3 separate regions of the Homo sapiens genome follow, and regions 2 and 3 are each linked to region 1. The links are chromatin loops, found by intact Hi-C in ENCODE. Cell type or tissue: heart right ventricle. All regions are shown on one strand.

Region 1 (8,000 bases):
GGGTTTCACCATGTTAGCCAGGATGGTCTCGATCTCCTGAGCTTGTGATCCGCCCACCTCGGCCTCCCAAAGTGCTGGGATTACAGGCGTGAGCCACCGCACCATGCTCCCTTTCTCTTTTTATTCTGTCCCCACGGCCCTCCCCACTGCCTTTCTCCTGAGCTGACCCAGCCCCCTCCTAATAGGCTTCACTGCCCCCAGCCTCTGAGCTGCCCCCAGGCCCACTGAGCACACGACTGCAGATCCACCACCCTGAGGCCCAGGTCTGCTTTCCCCTGGCCTCGGCACCAGGCTCAGGCACACTCCCCATCACAATGGCTCCACTTGGCAGCCAAAGCCAGCCACTCTCTGGGTGCTGCTGGCCTTATGGAATGACCATCACAGCACCTGGCACCAGCTGGCACCCAACCAACCGTCAACAGCCCTCACCGCACAACCCCCTCTACCCGCTCTCAGCACTGCCATTCCCAACGCTCACCATACCCGATCCTGCCTCTTTATTTTTGCTCATGCAAAAACCCAACATCCTTCAGCAATCAGCTAAAATGCTCTCTCCCTCCAGAATCCCCCCAGAATATTCTCTCCCTCACACTGTGCAGAATTTGGGCTCCTTATTCTAGCACTCATCAAAGTCTACTTAGAATAGGGCCATTTGCATAGATGGGTAATTTGCTAAGTCTGCATTTAAGTTTGTACTACATGGAACAGGATGTTAGCTCTGAGGTGCCAATGAGATAGATACCTGGAAACAAAGTGAGTGTGAGTTGGGGCTACTCCAGGGCAGTCAGGGGATGGGGTAACATGAATTGTCAAGGGTGTGGTGATGCTGTGGGACAGAAGGAAGTGTGTGGGTATGTGCACACCAGTCTGCATATGTGCACTGGGGACTTCACACACACAGAGCTCCTTGCAGTCCTAAGTGAGCATTCAGGCCTCATTCTCTCTCTCTCTCTCTTCTCTCTCTCTCTCACACACACACAAACACACACACACACACACTGCACATATAATGCAAAGACATCTTGTAGATCTTCACATTCTTAAACCTCATGATTGGTACAAATTAAACAAATATTGAAAGAAACTCCAGCAGAGCTCTCCAAGCCTCAGTCCTGCTGGGTATACCAAAACACCTCCAGCAGCTGAACAGCACAATGATAAGGAATGACAATATGTTTTACCCTTTCTGGAGTGCTGTTCACAAGCAGCTCTTAGATCCTTGCGATCTGCTCCCATCTTTAGGGAGGAGGCCTGAGGGCACAGTCTGTTTGAGGCAGAGCTGGTGTTCAAAGTCCCTCTTGGGATTCTGACTCCCAAGCTCTACGGGCAGAAGCTGTGGAAGGCTTTATATCATCAGGTACTGCATCTCCTTGGGACTCTCTCCACAAGCAGAGTTCCTCCAAGCCTCACGGATCTACGCCTCCTTCTTCTATGAGACAAGAAACTGGAATTTTCCATGTGAGCTAAGTAATGAGGGCATGAGCATGCACATCCTCCCTTGAGGTTCAGCTTAGACACAACTTCCCCCAGGAAATCTCTCCTACAACTCTCCCCTCATCCCCAGGCTCCAGTATGTTCCCATAGCACCAAATCTTGGCAGGTAGTATAGTGGCCTGTTTGCAGGTCCGTCATCTGGATCCTGCAGCAGCCTTTGAGCCCTAACCACAGGGACAGGGTCTCATTCACCTATGGGTCCAGGTCCTGGCATATCTTAGACTTTAACAAAGCCTTACTGAACATATGGTTGGATGGATGACTGGATGGACAGATGGATGGAGGGATGGATGGATGGATGGATGGATGGATGGATGGACAGATGGACAGATGGATGGATGGATGACCCAGGATGCAAATGAACTCTATGCACAGCTACAGCTATAGAAGCAAGGCTCAATCACTTGCGGGTGTATGGGGAGAGGAGGAGGAGGGAGAGGGAACGAGAGCCGGCCTTTGTCCTCATCTCTTCCACCCGGCAATTTTCCCAAGGAAGCATGAGTTAGTCTTCTAAGGAAAGTAGAGGGGATGTGAATAGAGAAGGAAACCCCACTACCTTCAGTGGGGTCCAAGAAGGCAGCTCAGCCCTCAATCCTAGATGCCTCCTGAGCCCAGAGATCAGTCTTTAGATAAGAAAGTGAGTGTTCTCTGTCACTGCCCCTGCCAGGGGGAGAGAGGCCCCTCCTATACCTGCTCCTAGTACACTCTGCACCCATTACCAGTTTCCCTGGCTGAAAATCTCAAGAGATTTTTCCTCAAGTACTTGTATCTACAGGAGTTTAAGAAATGATCATGCAGAGAATTGTCATCCCCGACTCCTCTGCAAACCCTACAGAGGCTTGGAAAAGTTCATCTTCCCCAGACTCCCAACATTCTCTTTTCTGTGGCCAGTAGCCAACCATGAGCGAGTTCATTAATATTAATGTTAATAATCTCCTACATTTGCTTCACGCTTTCCTGCTTACAAAGCACTTTCAGATCCATCATCTCAGACAATCCTCAACACCAGCCTGAGAGGTCAGCGGGGCAGTGATTACCATCCCCATTTCACTGAGGAGGGAACAAAGGTCCGGGAAGAGAAGGGATCAGCCCAAGGTCACAGAGCAGCCAGGACTGGAGAGAGCTCAGGGCAGAGTCCAGGTGTCCTGACCCCCAGGCCAGCGCTGGGTTACTCCACCTCCATGCTGACAACCCCTTTCCTTCTCTGCCTCATCAATGTCACCATTGGCGTCATCTCCTGGTTCTCAGTCATTAAAAAGATAGGCTTAAAATAAATACAAGAGGCAGGCTTTAGCCATCTGCTAAAATGGGTAAAACGACCTGCCAGCAATTTGCTGGATGACCTTGGGCTAGACAGTTTCCTATCTGGGCCTGCAATTCCTTGTGTTTCAAGTGACAGTGCTGGCCTCTTCTCCTCCGGCCCTACCCACTGTGACGGGAGGCTGCTGGAACCTAAGGGTGCCACCCTTGGTGCCAGACTGGGGCTGGCAGCAATCATGCCTCTGCGATCCCCTCCTCAGCACTCTGGAGTGGGAGGGATAGACACCTGTCATGAGCCTGTGACAGCCAAAGGATGGAGCTATAAAGCAACAGAGGACTGGCAAGAACCCTCCTGAGCGTGGGGGTGGAGCTAATCACAATTGCTACAGTGTAGCTACTCTATGACAAGTGCTTTATGCATGTTATTGACATGCCTCAAAATAGTTCTACCAGACAGCAATTAGCAATTATTTTCATTTTAAAGATGAGACACTCCAAGCTCAGAGAGGTTTCTTGACACGCCCAAACTCACACAGCAAACAGCAGAGGCAAGTTCCAAACCCAGATCTGCTCTGATTTCTCAGTCCCAAATGCTAGAAGGTGGAGTGGGAGGGGTGCACGTGGAACCCCCTAAGTTCACCCTTCCTCCATTTTCTTTCTCCCAACCTCTCTCCCCTCCCTTCTCCTCTCTTCCTCCCTCCCTTTCCCTGGAGTCACAGTCCCAGGCTGGGTCTCCTCTGCTGCACCAGCTCGCCCTGTCATCTCAGCACAGGCGGAGATTTATGGATCTCACTTCAAGGATTTTTCTTTAATAATAACATTTATAATCATTTTAGAAATTAAGAACTGAGGATGCAAAGCATTTTAATTAAAATAATCCGCAGTTGATAATTATAGGACTCTCTTAGCTGGAACCATCTTCTTTCAATCTGTCACACTCCCTAAGGAAGGCAGGAGATAATCGTGAGGCAGTGAGCTGGTGAGCCAGCCCTGGTACCTGTGTGTGATACCGTGTGTCCCAGGGGTCATTCTCAGAGGCTGCCTGCTAGGGAGGTCGGCTTCGGGGTGAGCTGGGCTGGCATCATCTTTAGAGTTGGTCCCCTGTGAGCCATGCAAGGCTGGCTTTTCACAGGAGGATAAGCCCTTCCAGAGCCTCCTCCCCACCCCTACGACACAGTCTTCTGCTGGTTACCCCTGTGGGCTCAGAGGGTCTGAGACCCAAGACACAGAGGAACGTAGAACCCTCGCTCGGCCAATGCCCTCCTGCTAATGCCCCCAAATTCCCTGCCTCTCTGCCCCAGCCCCAACCTCACCCTCACCCCAGGTGCAGTTCTGCCCTCTGTGGTCAGGAGAGGGCAGCCAAGGCCACCAAATGCAGACAGAGTCCCTGAAGAATGGGCCTGCTTATTGGACTTAGAGAAGGACAAGAGAGGAGCCCCGGCTTGGGGAGGTGGGATATGAACAAGCCAAAGTGACCCCACTCGATGCCTACCACTGAGACACCTCTGCTCAGCTCTGGCCCCACCAACAGAGAATGACACAGATATCTCTTCCCTTCGAAGGTCACATTCCAGCAGAGACAATAAACATGTAAATTAATGGTAACAGAAAGTGATTCATGCCCAAAATGAAGCTGCAGCAGTGAGGGTCCCAAGAGTCTTCAGGTCTGTGTGTGGGGTCATCAGGGAAGGCTTCACTGAGGAGGCAATGCCTTGGCAGGGTTGTGAAGGATGAATAGGAGCCCACCCCGGCTCAGTGACAATCTTGACCACTAGGATTTCTTGACTGTTTAGCATGTGCCACACACTGTGTTGGTCTGTTGTCACATCTCATTCAAGCTTCACAACATGCCTGAAAGATAGACTTTATTATCAGCACCTTTGTTTTTCTCTAGATAAAGAGACAGACTTGGAGAGGTTGGATCATGCACTCCAGGTCACATAGTAAATAAGAGGCAGAGGTAGGCATTGAACCCCAACCCATCAGTGCCAACCCCTGTGCTTATCCTGTGCGACGTGGGGCCCTCCAGGATAACAGATTTGTCTAGGAAGACTTATCCCCCACAGAGGAAATGTGTACAAGGCTGCAGGGCCCAAAGCGAGTGACAGCAGCTGGTAAGAGAGGAGGCAGGGGTGACAGCTAGGTGTGTCCTGCCAGAAGACCAGTTTGGGGAAAGCTTAACTGAGTGACTGTCCCTTTCTGGGTCTTAGTTTCCCCATCAATAAGTGTAGGGTGGGGCTGTCTCCAGGGACTCTGATTGTAATTGATAACAAATAATGGCATTTGGATTGGTTGGGACTGCTTTAGAGAGCTCAGAGGGTCTTCAGATTTCTGGGCCCACTGTAGCATCCCAAGCTCTGGGCAGAGTGCCTCTCCCCTGCCCCAACACTCATCCTGGGAGAGAGGGGGTGCACAGGGAAGGTGCTCCTCACCAGGGCTCCACCCCAAATCCATTAAGGGCAAAAATGTAATCGGGAAGGAGATTCTGACAGTGGCTTGAAAGTGACCTCACTCGGGCTGATGAATGCCTCCGTTTCCTCGTGGAAAACATGCGGGACATGAGCCGGCCAGCCAGGAGAGGATTGGACACCTCCAGCAGGAAGTGGCAGCTGTCCCGCCACTGAGGCCAGACCTGTCCCTCCACCCTCTGCAGTCCAAGCAGCTTCCGTCCCCACCCCCACTGGAGCCTCCCCAAGCAGTGGACAAGACCGGAAAATGATTATATAGGCTCACTCATGGATAAAATTGGTTCTTGGTCTGAGAAGCCACAAAGGGGAGATCCAAGATGAGCACCATGGAGGTCCTGGGGCTGGCACGCTGGCAGCGAGGCAGCAGGAGTGGAAGTCTGTGCCACGCTGGCCCAGGACACACCATCAGGGCCACCCTTCTATCCCAGTAATCACAGCTTAGGCAGCAGCCCCAATCCCCTGATAAGCACCTTCTCTGCACCCTCAAGAGGGCAGAAATTGGCTGGGAATACTGAGAAGAAATTTGGGCCTCCCAGACCCAGGGTTTCTGGGGAACAGCTCTGCCAGGGTTGAGCAATCTAGGGAGGATATGCTAGTTTTGCGAGGCTCCAGGCTGCAGATAAGGCTAGATTAAGTGAGGGTTTGAAGGAGGGGCGTACTCAATGAGCCCACCTTCTAAACACTGCCCAGCAAAGCACAACCTTCCCACTACTTCCTAAATAGTGGCTTCTCTGGATGCTAGCTGGCCTCTTCAGATGAGGAATTTCCCTCCCATTCTGGGCCCTCCCCTTCAGAGAACACTGGAGCCCAAGGTGCTTTCAGTAACAAGTTTCATTGCAGCTAAAAATAATGGAGCGACCCATATCTCATTTCCTGCATTCTGTAACGACAAGTGCCCCAAAAGGGGCAGTGGCTGGGGATTAGCAAAAATTCAAGGCAACTGGAAAATATTTAGATACAATAAAATATGTGCATTCAAAAGAAAGCTAAGAAAAGGCAGGATTCAGAATGATGGTTACCTTGGGTGGGGAAAGGCAGGGAGATGGGACAGGCAGGAGGAAGCCACACAATTAAGTGTCAATCATTGTCAAGGACTCTCCTTTTATGTTAGGAGGTGAGTTGGGGGCACTTATTGCATTGTTATCATGTGCAAATGGATGAATGAAAGAAAAATAGGACCAAACATGGCCCAATGAGGAGAGTGTAACAAAGATGATAATTACTCAAATTTGGTGCATCTGAGCTTCCAAAAATTGGGGAAAATATCAAAGAAAAGTGTAAATTCTATGTGGACCACACATCCCTCCCCTTCCCCTGTTTGGCTCCCATTACTGAGCCTTTCTGGCTTTCCAAGAAGAGTCTTAGGGCCCAGATTATGCAGAAAATTTCCTCTTAAAGCAGAACTCAACCTGCTACTTTGGTGTCCTGGACATTAAAAAGGAAAGGAATAATTTTAAATTAAAAAAAATTATCCTAAGATGTGCAGGCCAAACGGTGTCTGCTCCCCCTGGGACCCAAGGGGTTTCACCCCAGGGGAGGCTGGTGTGCCAAGGACATTGGCTGTGATTTGGGAAGGGTGAGAATCAAGAGAGCCAGAGGGTCAGCTTCTCTCCCTTCCCCACTTTGAGTATTCCTGCCCTGAGAATCTTGTCCTGACTTGGGCCTCAGGTGGCAGGGTTTCCTGAACATGGCTACCCCACTCTAGGCCCAGGACAAGGGGACCTGTCCTACTCTGCCAACCTCTGTCTCTCTCTCCCACTCCCATTCCCCTCCCTGGCCTTTCCCTAAGGAAGAGATCCTATGGGACTTCCCACATTCTCCTGTCTTAGGGTGCTCAGCTTTTCCTGAGCAGATGGGATGGATGCTCTTGAGGGGCTCCTCTACTTCACAAAGGAGCAAGAGGTCAGGATCCCTACCATTCCAGCCAGACAGAAGCCCCGGCCCCTTGCCTCCAAATTCCCAGGAAAACAGGATACAGAAGAGACCCTTATCTCCCTGTCCTTGTTCAAGCTGATCCATCATTATGTCTCATTTCATAGCTCTTGAATCCAAATAAACTACCATGGAGCATGTTAGTGAGGCTTCCCATGCTGTGGTTGGTCTGCTCTGGTTAGTATCCCATGGGGAAGGCCAAAAAGAGCAGCTGTTTTTATAGAAATGGAGAGATTAGGGGAAGCAAGCTCAGGCTAAAGCCCAGGAAGAGATGAGGTGAATGTCTGGACCAAGCCTCTCCTCCAAGCTTTATGATCCTTATGCACAGCCCTTTGAGGTCTGCACAGTCCTTTATTGTATGTCATCTCACCTGATAGTACTTTGAGAGTTGTCAGCCCCATTTTCTGGATGGGGCCAGTGGCTCAGGAGTTTGCACTTCCTGCTTTGCTGGTGTGGCCCTAGGAAGACAGGTGACAGGTGCAAGTTCACAGGACTCATAAGTGACAGACACTGGCCTCGAGCCCATTTCTGCTGGTTTCTGGCCTGGCACTCTCGAGCCACTGCTTCCATGCCAGCCTTTCCAACTGCTTCCCTCAGCTGGTGGCCTAGGGAGGCCACCCCCTTCCACTGTGGCAAGGTTGCCCCAGGGAAAGGGAATAGACAGGGAAAGGGGTGAGGGCCAATGACTGCAGAACGATTGGCCTCAGAGGAGACTTTGATTCAGTCTAAGGAAGCGCTTGGTAACAAGACTTAAGGAAAGAAATTGTGGAGAGATGACAGGGAGGAATCTTGGCTCTGTTCATTCTTGCTGTGATACTCAGGCATGGCCACTTACCTTCTCTGGGT
Region 2 (8,000 bases), 75 kb after region 1:
CTTTTAATACGTCAAAACAGTGCAGAAACTCTCCAGTCTTTTCGTCTCTATGTCCAGCTCCTTCAACTTTGTTCCAGATGGCTCAAAGTTCAGACTCTCCATCACCCACCTCTAGTGTGTCAAAGGCCATCTCAAAGTGCAGTGCCTAGGACTGAACCCTGGTGTCCTGCACAGAGTGGGTTATCACCTCCTTTGCTCTGAGCACCACATCTCTACAAATGCTGCCAAAGATGTTGCTAATTTCTATCCAAAGGCTAGACTGAGCCCCAGCCACTGACCTAGTCACAGTAGAAGGAGGAAAACTCCCAAGAAGTCAAATACTCAAGAAACCCTAAAGCAGGAAGAAACACCCCAAAACTCTAAAGTTGGCTTTGGCAAATACAGCCAAATTCCACTTTTTCTGTTACCCAGACTGCCCAGGCTCACCCCCACCTTTTCCAGCCTTCCTTTCTCTTTCAGCTTCTCTTTGCCACCTCTTCTCATCCGACATCAAATAACTGTATGACCTTGGGCAAGTCACTTTGCCTCTCGGAAGCTCTTGTTCTTCATCTGAAATGACAGTAATAATCCCTGGGCTGCTTACGTCGCAGGCCTGCATGAGACTCGATTGAGATAATTAATGGATGAGAAAGCACTTTGAAAATTAGTCAACACTGCGCAAATGAAAGGCACTCTTTATTCCTTTATTCATTTATTTACTAATCTTGCACATGACCCTGCACTGAGAATTCCACAAAAGGAGAGAACTAAGCAGAGCTCATGACTGCCCAGAGCTTAAATTCTGGAATGTCAGAGGCAGAGGAACCTTAGAGAGCAGCAAGCATAACCCCTTCATTGTACAGGCGGGGAAACTGAGGCCCAAATTATTGTAATAGTCAACGTATGTTAAGCTATTTCTAAGTACTTTGGGGTCTTAACTTCTTTAAGCCTCTAAAATCCTATGGAGCAGGTACTATTATTCCCCTGTTTAAAAGATGAGGAAACTAAGGTTCAGAGAAGTGAAGTAACTTGTCCCAGATCATGCAGCTAACAGGAAGCAAAAACAGAATTCAAGCCTGGAAAGGCTTATTCCAGAACACATATCTTGACTACTGTGCAAGGTCACCCAGTGTGAAAGGAGCAGAGGCTGCCAGCCAGGGCTCCTTCCATTCCAGGCTGTCCCCACATTGAGAAACAGACTGGCCACAAATAGAAGTAGGGCCCGAAAGCAGCTCAAAGTGGCCCCATCCCATGAGACCTACCATCACTTTGGGTACCCACCCATGTATGCCTTATGCCCTGGGTCAGAAGGAGGAATCTTGGAGGAAAGTCACGTCTGGAAGGAGGGGTATTCAGCACAGCAAGAAAATAGCAGAATACTAGAAACAGGGAAAAGAAAGAGAGTAGAAAAGAGGCTTCCCAAAGACAGGGAATAAGAAGGGGCATGTGAGGTGTCAGAGGTGACTGGGACAGGCATGAAGCTGCTCTGGTCAGCACTTGGACATCCACTGAATACATCCTCATCAGGGCCTCCTACTGTGCTAGGCCCAGGGCAGGGGACATAAGACACAAGCAGTTTCACAACTCCTGAATACCTGCCAGGTGCCAGCCCCAGGGCTCAGCACCAGGCACACAGACTCAAGTCCTGAGCCCAGGGTTTCACATTCTAGGAGGTATCCCAAGACAAACTATTAAAAATCCTCAAGATTTTAAAGCTGTAGATTCAAAGTCAAGAGCCCGGGTTTCTGGCCTAAGCCCTTGTTTGCTGTGTGGTTTTAGGGTAAGTCACTTCCTTAACCTTCATTGGCTGCCATCTTCCCATCTGTAAAATGGGGACAGCAAATCTGACCTATCTCACCACTGGGTTTCCCTAAAGAGGACATGAGCTTCTGGCTCTGAAAGAATTTGATTTAGGAAGTGCCATCATTTGTGAGGATGCTGATTGAGGTGGAGGGTGGCAATGAGGTGACTGGAAGAGAGTGAGGAATGGGAAAAGTGGTCCTATGTCTGAGCTGACTTGTGGGACAAGAATGGAGGAAATAGGTAGAACCTGAGTCTCCTGCTTTTGAGCCCACGGCTCCTTCCACTGTACTTGATGCCAATACTCCCTACAATGAATCCATTGCTAAAAATGCTAGAGTTAGGTTACATTACTAGATGTAGAGTGCCCAGACCCAGGAAGAAGGCAGATAGCCTGGTCTCTCTAATCAGGCAGGATCTATGGTGGGGGTCCATCCTGAGCCCCATGCTTTGGGCAGAGTAGTGACACATGGAAGCACATCCACAGAGGCGGCTCAGTGTGGCACAGGAACTGGTAACCAAGCCCTCAAGATCTAGATAAGGGCATTGCAGGTGTTTCCACTGGAGAAGAGGTGACTCAGGGCTCATGAACCTGCCTGCCCATCCAGAGCTCCTCCCATGGTCCCCACCTGGCTCCTTGCAGTCCAAGCCCCCAGAGGCCTGCCCACTTACTCCTCTGCTTCACTCTCACAGAGCTAGATAATTCAGGTATGAGGCCAGAATGGAGTTGTAGCCAGGGCCCTTAAGAAAATGTCCCAAGGATGTATCTCAGCCCCAACTTCACCTGCAAGGCAGGACCTACAGGCTCAATGAACTCTCTTGTTCCCAGATAATAGCTCTCCATTACCTACCAGAGGAGAGCCAAGGCCCCTTTCCAGGTAACCAATCCACTTCCTAAATTCACCCCCATCACAACACTTTCCCTCAGCCTCACTGTCTCATGTTTCCATGCTCAAGCTGTCCCTTTTTCCCAAAGGCGCTTCTCCCCCATCTTGTTCTGTTGAAAACCTCCCATCCTCCAAAGTCCTCTGGCATCAGAAAGGGTGGAATCTGAACCCAAGCCCTGTGACTTATTAACGCCATGACCTGGGGTTGCCCATTTAACTGCCCTGGCTTCAGTGTCTGCATCTGTTAAATGGGGATGGATGAAGATTCAAGGTGCGGTTTCAAATAGCCCTTCTTAAATACCAACATGCAAGCAATCACCCTTGGATATCGTTGTCCAGCAGACATTGATTCAGTAGGTCTGGAGTAGGGCCCAAATGTGTGCATTTCTAACCAACTCCCAGGTGATGCTGCTGGTGCTGGCACACCTGGAGGAATGCGCATTTCAAACACCTCATCTAATGACTCGCAAGTAGCGCTAGCTCCCTGGAGTTGCAGGAATGGAGGGGTGCAGCCAGGTGAATACGGGGCCCAGGATATCCCTGGGGACTCTGAGGCTGCTGGAGGCCTCTCCTCCCTTCCACCCAGCCTAGCAGTTTTTAAGTGTGCTAGTACCTTACTAGGGGATCCAATCCCACAACCCCAGCCTTTTAATAGAGATAAGTTTACCAAGAACCTCAAAGGTGACCTCAAAGGGACCTCCCTCCCAATAAATGTGAACTTTGAGAACAAAGGTGGCAGGACAGGGGGTCCCAGAAGGATAATCTGAATAAAGGTGGAGTGGGGTAGAAGGGTGGGCTCCCCAACTCTGCCTTGGCACTAGGGAAAGTGAGTTGAGGACATCACAGACCTGATGGTCAGCTCTGAGAACAGGCCCTTAGGCCTCTGCTCACTCTTAGAGACTAGGCACCCCCAAACTTGGGCTGAGCCTGCTACCCATTTGCATATCCTGCCAGCAGCCGTGGGGCCTCTGGATCCCAGATGGATCCTGGAATCAAATCCTGCCTCTGAGAGTCAGCCACCAACCCCCAGTGTGACCTGGGCCCAGGCACCACCCCTCTGGGCTCCCAGGCTCCTTGCTGTAACATTTGAGGTGGATTCCATGGTTTCTGAGCTTCTTCTCTGGGGCTGTAATCATTCGAATGGAGGCTAGAAGGAGGAGGGCATGCAGGGATAAAGTGACAGCGTGGGGGCATGGAGAACCAAAACACCCAAAGAGAAAAATTCTACTTGTAAACTATTAAATATAGAGTTACTTTGTCAGGAAACAGGGCACACAGCACCATAAAAATTAAAGTAATTTACTATGAAACTCCATCCTGTTTTATTTTGTGTTATTCCCAAGCCAAAACTCCCAAGCTGACCTAAGTCAAGAATATCAACAGCACAGGCAGCAGCAGAGGAAGAAAAGAGAGCGCGTTCTCACCTTAGCACCATCTTGGGGCGACTCAACCCCACCTGTCTCCATGGAAACCAGGCAGAACCTGGTGGTCCAGGACTTGGCCAGAGAACCAGGGCCTTAGCGCCCTCTGTTGGGTGAAGCTGGACACAGCTTAGCCCAGGAGACAGCCCAGAGAGATGGGGGCCCCCATCCAGGCCAGGACAGGGTGGGGTTCAGCATCTCTGAAGGTTCTAAGCTGAGTCAGCCGCCCATCTCATGCCCTGCAAGCACAGCGAGGCTGGTCTCAGGTGCCACTGGTGGAGCAGAAAAAACTAAGGAGTCCCAGGGTTGCGATACTGCCCTACCTCTCACCAACTGGGAAATGCGGTAAGTTGCTGAAACTTTCTGGACCTTGGTTTTGTAAATTTCATCTGTAAAATAGGGATAGTTCCACTCAATTCACAGAGCTGTTGGGAGGAATAAATAAGAGCCTCTATGTCAGGTATCTGACCCTCCTGGGAGTTTAGCACCCTTAAGAAGTCCAGGCCCTTGAAACGGACCCAGACTCTCTGGGAGGAGGCTGCCTGCCCTGTGCACTCTGCACCCACCTCCCCCCACACTCATGCAGTGGCTCCTTGTCTGCTTTGCCTGGAGCATGAAGCCCCAACAGCAATGACAGTGGTGATAGCAGTAAACATTACCCAATTCTTCCTAGGTACACCTCTCATTTAGGTCGCACAACGGTCCTGATCCATGTGCATCCAGTGATGAAAGAGAGAGGTTGAGACCCTCCCAGGTCATACAGCAGCAAGCCAGGGGCTGGGCCTGCATGTGAGCCTAGATCTTTCTGCTCCCAAAGCTTGTGTACTTAACTACTACCCCAGACTTCCTCTCCTGTCATGGAAAGAATCCTGCCCAGAAAACCAGGGCTCCAAATCCTAATCTCAGCATTGCCACTGGGAAACCACGTGACTTGGGCAAATAACTCACCCCTGGCCTCGGTTTCCCTGTCCATTACCAAAGGGGTGAAGAAGATGATCTCTAGGGGCTCTTCTGGCTCTGATGTTGTGATTCCAGTGAGCCGATGGGGTGACAAGGAGTAAAGGCGAGGTTTGGTTCTCCCCAAAAAAAGTGATGACTATGGCAGAGCAGTGACAGCCAAGCCATAGAAGGCCTCCCCAGTGGCCTAATGACCTCTGCTAATGACAGGCTTACACATTGCCCCTGCTGTCTGTATCTGTGTTGGTCATGCCCCTGCTGTCTGTATCTGTATTGGTCACTGCTGCCTGACAGTGGCAAGTCCCCGCATAACCGCAGGGAACAGGAATCTCTGATCCGGCTTTGGATAGAAAACTCTCACCTGCATGTTCTCGCTATCTTACTTTCCCACTTGCTACAGCTCCCCTGGGCTCCTGTGATCAAAGTGTCTTTCCATAAGTCTCCCAGGGCTGGCACAGTCTGGTAGGAGGGGAGGAGACAGTGTGACAGACTCTGACTGAGCAGAGGGAAATCACAGGGAGGCCGCCAAGACATTCCTGCCCGCTTAGGCCAGAAGACATCACCTCCTCGTCCCCCTGGCCTGAGGAAGGCTGGAGGTAGTGCGGCAGGAGGCAACAATGAGAGGTAGGGAAAGGGGTGCAGCGTTCCTGGTCTTTAAAAATGAAGGCCACCACTCCCCTCCTGCCAGCAGATGTTGAACAGTGTGGTCCTGAAGAAGCATCCCAGCTGGCCTGGTTGTGAGATGCAGAAAGAGGATAACTCTCCCCAGCCCCCGCTGTTACCAAACCCCTCTGAGCCCTAGTTTTCATTAATCAAATGAGAATATAAGTACCCACCTACCTTCTAGACTCACTGTGACAATGATAAAACACACATAAAGAACTTAACGGTGTCTGGTACAAAAGGCTCTACAAATAGCTGCTCCCATCCTTTCTTCCCCATCCTTTCTGTCCCCACATGGAGGTTCAAGCCCCTAATCTCTAAGAGGCAGTAACAATGTGTAGGCCCTACCTCTTAGGGTTGACAGAAAAATTAACTAGCGACGCATGCTCATGGCACTCAAGCAAAGCCCCTCCTTCCCCTCCCGAGCCTCAGTTTCTGTGTCTGTAAACGAGAGCCAACAGCGCTCACTTCTCAAAGCTGCCGAGGGGACTGACAGAGGTGAACAGGCAGCATGTGGCGCATGCCTGGCACTTGGAAGGGGCCATCAGTACATGTGAGTCCCCCCACCCCAGCCCCGCCTGCTTGCTCAGGGCAGGACCTTGTCTGTTCATTGCCAGATACCATACTCAGAACAAGACCTGACACGTATCTATTTGTTGAATGAATAAATGCATGGAGACCCATTGCACAGATGGGAAAATCTAGGCACAAGTTCTGGGGTTCCACATTTGGTCCATCATAGGATTTGCTGTTGGGAGTGGACAGCACCACAAGAGCAGCTGATGCTTGGTAATGTGCAGCCACTTACACCACTGATTGGCAGCCAGCTGTCCTCTCAGGAGCTCAGCAGGAGGGAGCTAGGTAGTGCCGTCCTTCAGCTGCCAAGGGTTATTATTGCACAGGGACCAAGAGGGTCAGGGCCTTTCTTTCCAGGCTAAGTGGTTGTGGGCCGGATGGGCAGGAGGGTAGAGGGCCAGGAGAGAGGGCCGTAGATCTCCTGCCTCCTGCATGGTGGCTGCTACAGTCACCGCTCAGATTCATCGGAAGGGCCCACTTCCGGCAGAAAAGCAGGCCGGTATATCTCCATCAGAGACTCCTGCTCAAGGGCAGCACCATAAATCCTGGGGTGGGAGTGAGCAAGCGAGCAGGCCAACCACTCCTTGGTGAGCATCTTTCCTCCTGGGGCCTGGGTGCTCTGCACGAGGTGGGCACGGAAGCCCGTGCAGGAAGCATAATCTGCAGTTCTGCATCTGATCCATCAATAACACCAGGAGAAGAGCCTTCCTCCTGCTCCAAGCAGGCGGAGACAACTGCCTGTTTCTCACCTCCCCCTGAAGTCAGGAGTTTAACGCTCCCCCAGGACCAGGATCTCTCTCACTTCCTGCGATGCTTCTGCAGCTGCTCGCCTGTGTTCACCAGCTCAGCCGACCCTTCCCAGCCCAGGCTGCTGAGGAGAGAAAGGAGTACTCTGGCACCACACAAGAGGGAGGGGTGGGTGGGAAAGGAAGGATGGGAGCCAAAGCAAGGAAGAAGAGGTGGGCGGGGCTGGAGGCCTAGAGCCACAGACTCCTCAGCCAGCAAGCTACTTGTGCCTAGATGTTCCCATCTGTACAATGGGTCTCCATGCATGCATTTATTCATTCCACAAATATTTATGGGTCAGAATCTTGTTCTGAATGTTATATCTAGCAATGAATAGCAAGATCCTTCCCTGAGCAAGCTTGCATTCCAGTGAAGGAGACCAGCAGTGTCAAGGTAAACAGGTAGAGAAACTAGATTATTTCTGATAATAACTATGCAGAAAATTGGAGGAGTGTTGGAAGAGAGGGTGGCTGGGGTGAGGATACTACATAAGCTAGGAGTTCAGGGAAAATCTGAATAAGTGGCATTCGAGCTATGGTCTCAGTGATAAAGAATGACCAAGCAAGGAGATGAAGGGAGTGTGTTCCTGGCAGAGAGAATAGCAATACTAAGTCTTGAAGCAGAAAGGAGCTTAGCTTGTTCAGGCAGAATGGAAACCAGTGTCACTGAAATGTGGGAGGTGGGTGTCTAGGAAATGGGGTTAGTGAGGAAGGCAGAGGCACATAATGCAGGGCCTTGTAGACCATAGGCTGCAAAAGGGCTGTGGATTTCACTTACAATGGAAACACATTGGAGGGTTTTGAGCCAGGGACATGCTCTGATTTAAATCTGATGCAGCCTCCTGGAGCTGCTTTGTAGAGAGTAATTTGAAGAGGGCAGGAGTGGAAGCCCTAGGTAAGGAATGAGGCCCCATAATAGTTATAAATATTTG
Region 3 (8,000 bases), 190 kb after region 1:
TGATTCTGCATTTCTCACCAGCTCCTGGGTGATAGCGATACTGCTTTGAGTAGCAAGGATGTAGCGGACTCTGAAGCCAGACAGCCTGGTTTAAGTCCTGCCTCTGCTATTTACTAGCTGTGTAAACTTGGGCTACTTACATAACCACTCTGTGCCTCCATCTCCGTATCTGTAAAATGGGCACAATAACACCTGCCTCATAGGATTTTTGTGAGGAATAAATTAATGAACCCAGGTAAAAGAATGCTCTGTGTGAATGAATATTCTGGTTGCTTGATCCTCCAGTACACTAACAAAGCACTAGCTACAGAGAAAAACACTTGGCTTTCTCACCAAAGCACACCTTCCTGGCAGTAAACCTCTCAATTTTAGCATTTTTTGCAACGTGCACAGGCTGAGAATTTCCCAAATCATCAAGTCCAGGTTCCCTTTTGCTTAACAGTTTATTTATGTGTCTCTCTCCTCTCACATTTGACTAAAAGCAGCAAGAGGAAACCAGGCCACGATTTCCACACCTTGCTTGGAAATCTCCTCAGTTAAATGTCCGAGTTCATCACCTACAGGTCCTGCTTAGTTTCCACACAACTGCAGGACACAATTCAGCTAAGATTTCTGGCATTCTGTAAGAAGGATCACATTTGCTCCAGGTTAGAGCTTAGAACAGTGCCAGGCACAAACTTAGTACTGAAGAAGAGGCAGCAGTTGCTGTTAGGATTTGACGCCAGCTATTCCTAGGCTTGGCTTAAGCCAAGAAGAGGCAGAGAGGGACAGGAGGTAGGGTCAAGAATGTACTTTTCTAGGAGAGAAAAGGCTGGGACTCCTGGTTCCCAACTTAGAGATGGAAGGCATGAGCCATAGAGGAAGCTTGCTTTTGCAGAGCTTCTGGGAAGCTGGGAGGACCCAACAGGGCAAGGGTGCGGGGTGTGTACTGTGCAGGTCAGAGTCCAGGTGAGAAGCCTTCAGCATGGCATGTCCCCACCCCAGGTCAGTCCGGGAAAGCGAGGATGAGGATGAGGAGGAGGAGGAGCGGCGGCAGAGTGCAAGCCGTGGCTGCACCCTGCAGTACCAGCATGCCACCCTGCAGGTCTTCACCCAGTTCCACACGACATCATCCGAGGGCACTGACCAGGTGGTCACCATGTTAGGCCCGGACTGGCTGGTGGAGGTCACCGACCTAGTCAGTGACTTCATGCGGGTGGGCGATCCCCGAGTGGCACACATGGTGGACAGCAGCACGCTGGCAGGACTGGAGCCAGGCACCACCCCCTTTAAGGTAGGTATGGGCTCTGTCCCAGCACAAAGGGGCAGTGTCGGGAGCCTTATTTACCTGTGGGTGCAGAACTCAGATTTTCCTAACCCCAACTGGCCCCCAGAACACTCTTCCCTGCCTGCCCCTTGTCTGAAATTCCAAGGTCAGGCTCTTTTAGCTTCATCTTGGTAAAAGTTCTCACTCCAAGTTGTATCAACCTTTATCAATCCTCAGTGTGGGTGACTCAAGCAGACCCCTCCCTGAGAGCAGAGGGGGAGCAGGTGAGAGTCAGCCAGCCTAGAGTCCAGGAAGGTGCATTTGGTGATCTAGGAACTCAACTTTGACCTTTCCTGACTTGTTTCTACCCTGACAATTGGGTGTCTGGATAGAAATCATCTACCTAAGAAACTGTTGTGATCTGTGGGCTAGAATCTGCCTGCAGACATATCTTCTTTGTAAAACAATTGATCCAATGTGTTTTAAATTGGGAGATTTCTCATTTAAAAAATATATAGAGATTTCTGGTTTCACAAAAAATGAATCTGGTAACAATCAGCTAAAGCCAGTATTGGTGCCTCCTATACACGAGAATGAGTTCCCTCATTTTCTAAGTTGTCGCCACTCCCTTTTGTCTCCCTGACATTGAGGTTGCACATCAATTGCTACTAGTCACCATGCGGGGGTTGTTGTTTTCCTTAGAATTGGCCCACCTCTCTCATTTGTGTTCCCGCCTGGCTCCTGTGAGCCCCCGACCCTCTCATGACCTCTGGACACTGGTTCCTGGTTGCAGACCTGAGGCAGAGCTGCGAAGTCCTGCCTCCCAGCCTGCCTCACCCTTCAGGCCCCTCTTCCAGCAGTGCTGGGATTTCTCCCTAGCTGGGGGTCTTGGGCAGGGGGGTGTGCTTTCCTGGTTCTCTCCCACCCCGGTCCCGCTCTGCCTCAGGTGGTGTCTCCGCTGACGGAGGCTGTGCTCGGGGAGACGCTGCTGACGGTGACTGAGGAGAAGGTCAGCATCACACAGCTTCAGGCCCAGGTGGTGGCCAGCCTGGCCCTCTCCCTGCGGCCCAGCCCTGGGAGCAGCCACACCATCCTAGCCACCACAGCTGCCCAACAGACCTTGAGCTTCCTCAAGCAGGTAACTGGCTCCTTGGCCCACCAGCCAGGGAGTTGGTGGTATGGAAGGAGAACTTGGGGGCTCTGCTTTGCCCTAGCACCAAGAGTCCCCATATTAGGGCTTTAGGAAATGGAGGATCTCTGCCCTCCATGCCCTGCACAACTGCCCACCCTATGGCCACAACATCTACATGGGAGGTCAGAGCAAGGTCTTGCTTGCTGCTCTTGCCACCTGAGATGTTCCCTCTGAGGGTCTCCCTCCTGGATTCACAGAGGGCTGTCACCTCCACATCACCCCCAGGAAGTACCCTCACTCAACTCTGGAGCCCCAAGTATACACCACAGGCATAGCCACAGGATGAAAGTGGAAAGGTGACAGATGAGAGTCCTGGGGAGTGAGGAGGTGACAGGTGAGAGTCCTGGGGAGTGAGGAGGTGAGCATCAAGTGCTGAGCCCGGAGTTAGGACACGGGTCCTCTGTCCCTAACTCACTCCATCACCCCAAGGCAATCACTTCTCTCTGAACCCTGCTTCCTCATCTGGAGGGAGGGCAATCCTCAGAAGGTTTTAGCCAACAGGCAGAAGTGGGGAGGGGGTGTGTATTCTCAACAGCCTGTTGTCTGATGGGGGTAAGCCCAAGGTTAGGCATGGAGATATGGAGCTATTCCAGCAGCAGAAGGGACTTGAATTAGACCCAAGGCAAAACTTACCTTTAGGTTATCCAGGGGAGAAGGGTGAAGTGGACAAGGGCATCCTCAGAGCAGTATGAGGCCTGGATGCCATGGTCTGGGATTTACCCTCCCCACACCCTGTGAGGAGGACTCTCACTTGAACAGTAGTTCCTGAATGCCCGCCACAGGTCACAGGCACAGTTCCAGTGCTGAGAATACAGCAGGGAGCCAGAGACCCGTGGTCCCTGCCCCTACAGAGCCCAGGATCTAGCAGGAAGCCAGCTGAACCAGCTCTTTGACTCCTATCCCCTCCTTCTCCTTCTCCTCCAGGAAGCCCTACTGAGCCTCTGGCTCTCCTACAGTGATGGCACCACAGCCCCACTCTCCCTCTACAGCCCACGAGACTATGGACTGCTAGTGAGCAGCCTGGATGAGCATGTGGCCACTGTGACCCAGGACCGGGCCTTCCCTCTGGTAGTGGCTGAGGCCGAGGGGTCAGGGGAGCTGCTTCGCGCAGAGCTAACCATCGCTGAGAGCTGCCAGAAAACCAAACGCAAGAGTGTGCTCGCCACGACCCCTGTGGGCCTGCGGGTGCACTTTGGGAGGGACGAGGAGGACCCCACTTATGACTACCCGGGCCCCAGCCAACCAGGGCCCGGCGGGGGCGAGGACGAGGCCCGGGGAGCTGGCCCGCCGGGCTCTGCGCTACCCGCACCGGAGGCTCCAGGCCCGGGCACCGCCAGCCCCGTCGTGCCACCCACAGAAGACTTCCTGCCGCTGCCCACCGGCTTCCTGCAGGTGCCACGGGGTCTGACAGACCTGGAGATCGGCATGTACGCGCTGCTGGGCGTCTTCTGCCTCGCCATCCTCGTCTTCCTCATCAACTGCATCGTTTTTGTGCTGCGCTACCGGCACAAGCGCATCCCGCCCGAGGGCCAGACCAGCATGGACCACTCTCACCACTGGGTGTTCCTGGGCAACGGGCAGCCGCTGCGGGTGCAAGGAGAGCTGTCGCCGCCAGCAGGCAACCCGCTGGAAACCGTGCCCGCCTTCTGCCACGGCGACCACCACAGCAGCGGCAGCTCGCAGACCAGCGTCCAGAGCCAGGTGCACGGCAGGGGCGACGGCTCCTCGGGCGGCTCAGCCCGAGACCAAGCCGAGGACCCCGCCAGCTCGCCCACCTCCAAGCGCAAGCGGGTCAAGTTCACCACCTTCACCACGCTGCCGTCAGAGGAGCTGGCCTATGACTCGGTGCCCGCGGGCGAAGAGGACGAGGAGGAGGAAGAGGACCTGGGTTGGGGCTGCCCGGATGTGGCGGGCCCCACGCGGCCCACTGCACCCCCGGACCTGCACAATTACATGCGCAGAATCAAAGAGATTGCATAGAGGCGCCAGCCGGAGTAGCAGGGACCCCCCCCCCCAACGGGGTCAGCTCGGGGTAGGACACAGCCGGGACCCCGGTTCACACTGACTCTGGGCGGCTGAATTGATTTTGTACTCCCTGCCCCTGCAGCTTGGCTCCGTGCGGAGCGGGCCGCCTCAGTGTCTGGGCCTTCCCTCGCCTCACGCCATTACCCTCTTCTGCCCCCTGCAGGTGGAGGGCTCTTCCTCCAGTGGCTCGTAAGGAGGAAAGCAACCCCAGCCTCTGTTCTGCCCTTTCCAAACCTCCTCCCATCTTAAGCAACCCCCTGCCCCAAGAGTGAGGCAAGGAGGTCCAGCTTGGGGTCAGGTGGGCCCACGCTGTGTCCCGGGCCCGCCTCCCGTCCCCCGTGTCGTCCCCCTGTGCAGGGGGTTCTGTGGGGGTCTTGTGTCACAGGCTGCACAAAGACTTTCCTCAAACTAATATTCAGGGATTTCTGTCCTGCAGGGTGGGGAGGTGGCAGCTGCCTGCCCTGCCAAGGATCTTGCTGTGGACGAAATATCTGGGGGTTAGGGGGACAGTTGTAGCATCTGCTGGCATTCGGGTGCCTCCCAGGACCTGGGAGCTGACTCTACAGAGAGGTCTGGTGCCAAGCCAGGCACCTTCCTGAGTTCTCAGGACTCCCACCTCTGCCCCAAGGGCTTTGGGCAGGGACCTAAAGGGGAAAGAGTCCTGGATCCATCTCTAGCCAAATCACACCCCAGAGCCAGAGGCCTGGGGACCTCCTTGCCTTCCCCGTCCCCCACAGCAAGGTCAACACTACTACGCCTTAGCCACCCGTCACCCTGCTGACTGCGACTTCCCTCTGCAGCACAGGGCAGGCAGCCACCTATGCCCCACAAGACGGAACCCGGGAGGGGAGTAGAGGGCACCAGGGAATGCTGTGAGGGACTTCAGGGTGGGCAAATGCAGAAGGGAGCCAGTGTCGCCCCTACCCCATCCCACAGCCATTTTTCTCTCGGGTTCTACCCACCACTGTGTCGGATTTTTCTTAAATAAATGGAAGCGGTCAGACTGGAGGTGGGGGCAGCAGCTCCCATGAACAGAGAGTACATGGTGGCTGGCTCTGTCTCTTCCTTATGTGCATGGGCAAACATACACACATACACAAGCAAGTGCACACATGCACACACACACACTCACACACTGTGGGCACACTACATGACATGAGACCAAAACTCGGCTAGACCAGGCTGTGGTCCCGCTCTTCCTCCCCCAACATGCAGGTCCTTTAAGACCCTCTGGTACTTTGGGATGCCCAGGTCAAGGGATGAAGAATCCGCTGACCCACAAATGTGCCCTTATAAAGAGGTGCTTCCTCTAAGGCTCTGTTCTGATTGGCTCAGGGGAGGGAAGGGCAGGCCTCGGGACTGCAGAGAAAGGTCTTCTGGGGGGCACAGAAAACTAAGGAGAGAGGTGAGAGGGTTGGTGTGCCTACCTGAGTTACTTCAGCTTCCTTCACTGCCCACCTCTCAGAGGTGGCCCTCCCTGTAACCACCTCTCAGGGAATCCTCCCTTCTCTCCCCCTTGCGGCTGATGGAGAAAGCCTGGGGATCTACATGTTAGAAACCAGGCAGGAGAGAGCACAGGCATGTTGGGGTGCCCCTCCCCACCAGTGGGCCGCGGACTAGCTGCATCTTATGCCACACTTGACCTGTGAGTGTGCACACAGCCTGTCATGAGGCCCTGGGAGCCCACACCCCAGCACAGGCAGCAGCCTAGGGGGCACAGGAGCTCAGGCCTGAGAGGGGCAGGAGCTCAGCCAAGGCTACCTGGCCAGCCTCCAGTGCCCATAGACAGGTGGCTCTGGCAGCCACTTTTGGAAAGGAAAGGAACACTAACCAGCATGTGTCCCAGAAGCAGCCAGCAGCAGAACTGGGGCTACACTGGCACCTGCCCAGACATGCTGTTCCCCACTCTGGAAGGAAGCCTGGCCTCCCACAATCATCTGCTCAGCTGATGGTGCAGCCTAGGGTGGTTGTGAGGATTAAATAGGATCATGTATGGAAAGCACTCTGCACAGCTCCCGCAGACAGCATGCCTAGTACAGACAGCTGCGCGTAGAGGATATCAATGAATGGACTTTGGCACAACCAGGTCTTAATTTTCAGGCAAGGCATAGGTCTGAAAGGAAGACTAGAGACTGACCAGCTGTGCCCAAGATACGTTTAGCAACAAAGAACAGGTGCAACTCAGCAGCAAGTAAGGAGCTACCAGAAAGCTGAGCCCAAAGCAGAACCACAGGGGAGCTTGGCGCGGGGGCGGGGGGGGGGTCTCCTTGAGCTCCCAGAACAACAGATATCTGCCATTCAAACACTGCCCTGACTACATACTCCTGGAAGGGTATGGGGGTCTCAGTCATTTTTTAACCCGCTTGTGCTTAACCTGGTGCCTGGAATCAGCAAGTGCTCAACAAATGATTGCCTACCAAATTAAGTCCAAATGCAAACTCTAAATGGCTTTCACATTATCCCATATTGGGGGATTTTGCACACTCTACCACCTTACTTGAGGTTCATCACCTCATCCCCTTGGAGTTCTTATAAGAGAGAGATGAGGAGGGCAGGGATGTGAGTTGAGGAAGAATACCTTACGTTGGGGAAGTGTGCCAGGTGGGGTGGGTTGCTGCTGTGAAACTTGGAACATGGAGCATTTGTTTCTTCAGTGCATTAAGCTCCTGCTACACCCTGGACCCTGATGGGGAGTCTGGGAAGCAAAACTGTGGATCCGTCCTCAAGGAGCCCCCAGCCCCGTAAGGAAGATGGACAAGTCATCTGCCCACTGTCATCTGGGATGATGACAGACCTTTACCCTGGGTTGACAGGGCACAAAGGAGGAGAGGAGAAGACAACTGAAGCTGAGTTTGCTGAGGACAAGGCCAGGGACAGTCCGGTAAGGAGGACAGAAGTTACAGACTCCACACCCTGTGTTTTGCTGCCTGACTTTGCACTTGCTTTCCCTATGCCTGGAACATGAGTCCCTGGTGAGAGGGGAAGCACAGAAAACACACATGCAAAGGCGCAGAGACCAGAGAGGGTGATCGGTCCAGCAAGGATGGGAATCAGGCTCAGACATGAGGTTTAGCTCTTGTGAAGGAAGGAATGATGGAGGGGAAAGAGGATCGGTTAAGAGGATGCTGCAGCAGAAAGCATGAGGCCCTGAGCCAGAGCAGTAGGTACAGAGAGCTGGGAGCAAACTGGTATTCGGCTGCAGAATTCGGCAACTATACATCCCACACAGGGACGATGAGGAGGAGACATGAGCTGCTTGGCTGCAGAGATCTCTTTCCCAGATAAGCTTCGGAGACCAGGCCACCCCAAGGAGAAAAGTGGAATGCTTTTTGCAGGCACCCAGGGTTTCACAAACAGGGAGACGAGGACCTAGAGAGGAGGAGCAATTGGCCCAAAGGCACACAACAAACTCGGAACAGAGCCAGAGCCATGCCTGCTGCCCTGTCCTGTAATTTGTGTCCCTCTCTCCTCATCCCTCACCCCCTGTCCAAATGCGAGAACTCAGAAGCAATTGCAAGAAACGCCAACTCCTGACCC

Evidence for each region. A loop is a pair of places that touch in the nucleus more often than their neighbours do. Peaks named below come from ENCODE experiments on the same cell type or tissue, not always from the same donor. Only the 100,000 strongest peaks of a DNase experiment are listed, where the experiment ranks them.
Region 2: it touches region 1 in a loop (5-fold over the local background); 12 of 110 quality-filtered maps call a loop at or near these places.
Region 3: a loop joins it to region 1, with 5 times the contacts of the local background. A loop is called at or near these places in 8 of 110 quality-filtered maps.

The regions. Positions count from the first base shown.
Region 1 is chr17:34,439,950-34,447,949 of GRCh38, forward strand. No RefSeq gene overlaps it. Among named protein-coding and RNA genes, the nearest start is that of CCL1, 81 kb to the left of the region's middle. RefSeq lists enhancers at 4,019-4,518, 4,922-5,422. In heart right ventricle, a CTCF peak has its summit at 4,111 (motif pointing right); no DNase peak of the experiment used is centred here; H3K27ac peaks cover 343 bases; H3K27me3 peaks cover 622 bases.
Region 2 is chr17:34,515,288-34,523,287 of GRCh38, forward strand. No RefSeq gene overlaps it. Among named protein-coding and RNA genes, the nearest start is that of TMEM132E-DT, 60 kb to the right of the region's middle. In heart right ventricle, a CTCF peak has its summit at 4,211 (motif pointing left); no DNase peak of the experiment used is centred here; H3K27me3 peaks cover 3,761 bases.
Region 3 is chr17:34,633,815-34,641,814 of GRCh38, forward strand. TMEM132E (transmembrane protein 132E) reads left to right here. Exons shown (of 9, transcript NM_001304438.2): 7 at 985-1,273; 8 at 2,193-2,384; 9 at 3,363-5,504. The coding sequence ends at 4,418. Among named protein-coding and RNA genes, the nearest start is that of TMEM132E, 58 kb to the left of the region's middle. In heart right ventricle, CTCF peaks have their summits at 4,622 (motif pointing left) and 4,822; a DNase peak (open chromatin) is centred at 4,607; H3K4me3 peaks cover 799 bases; H3K27me3 peaks cover 7,034 bases.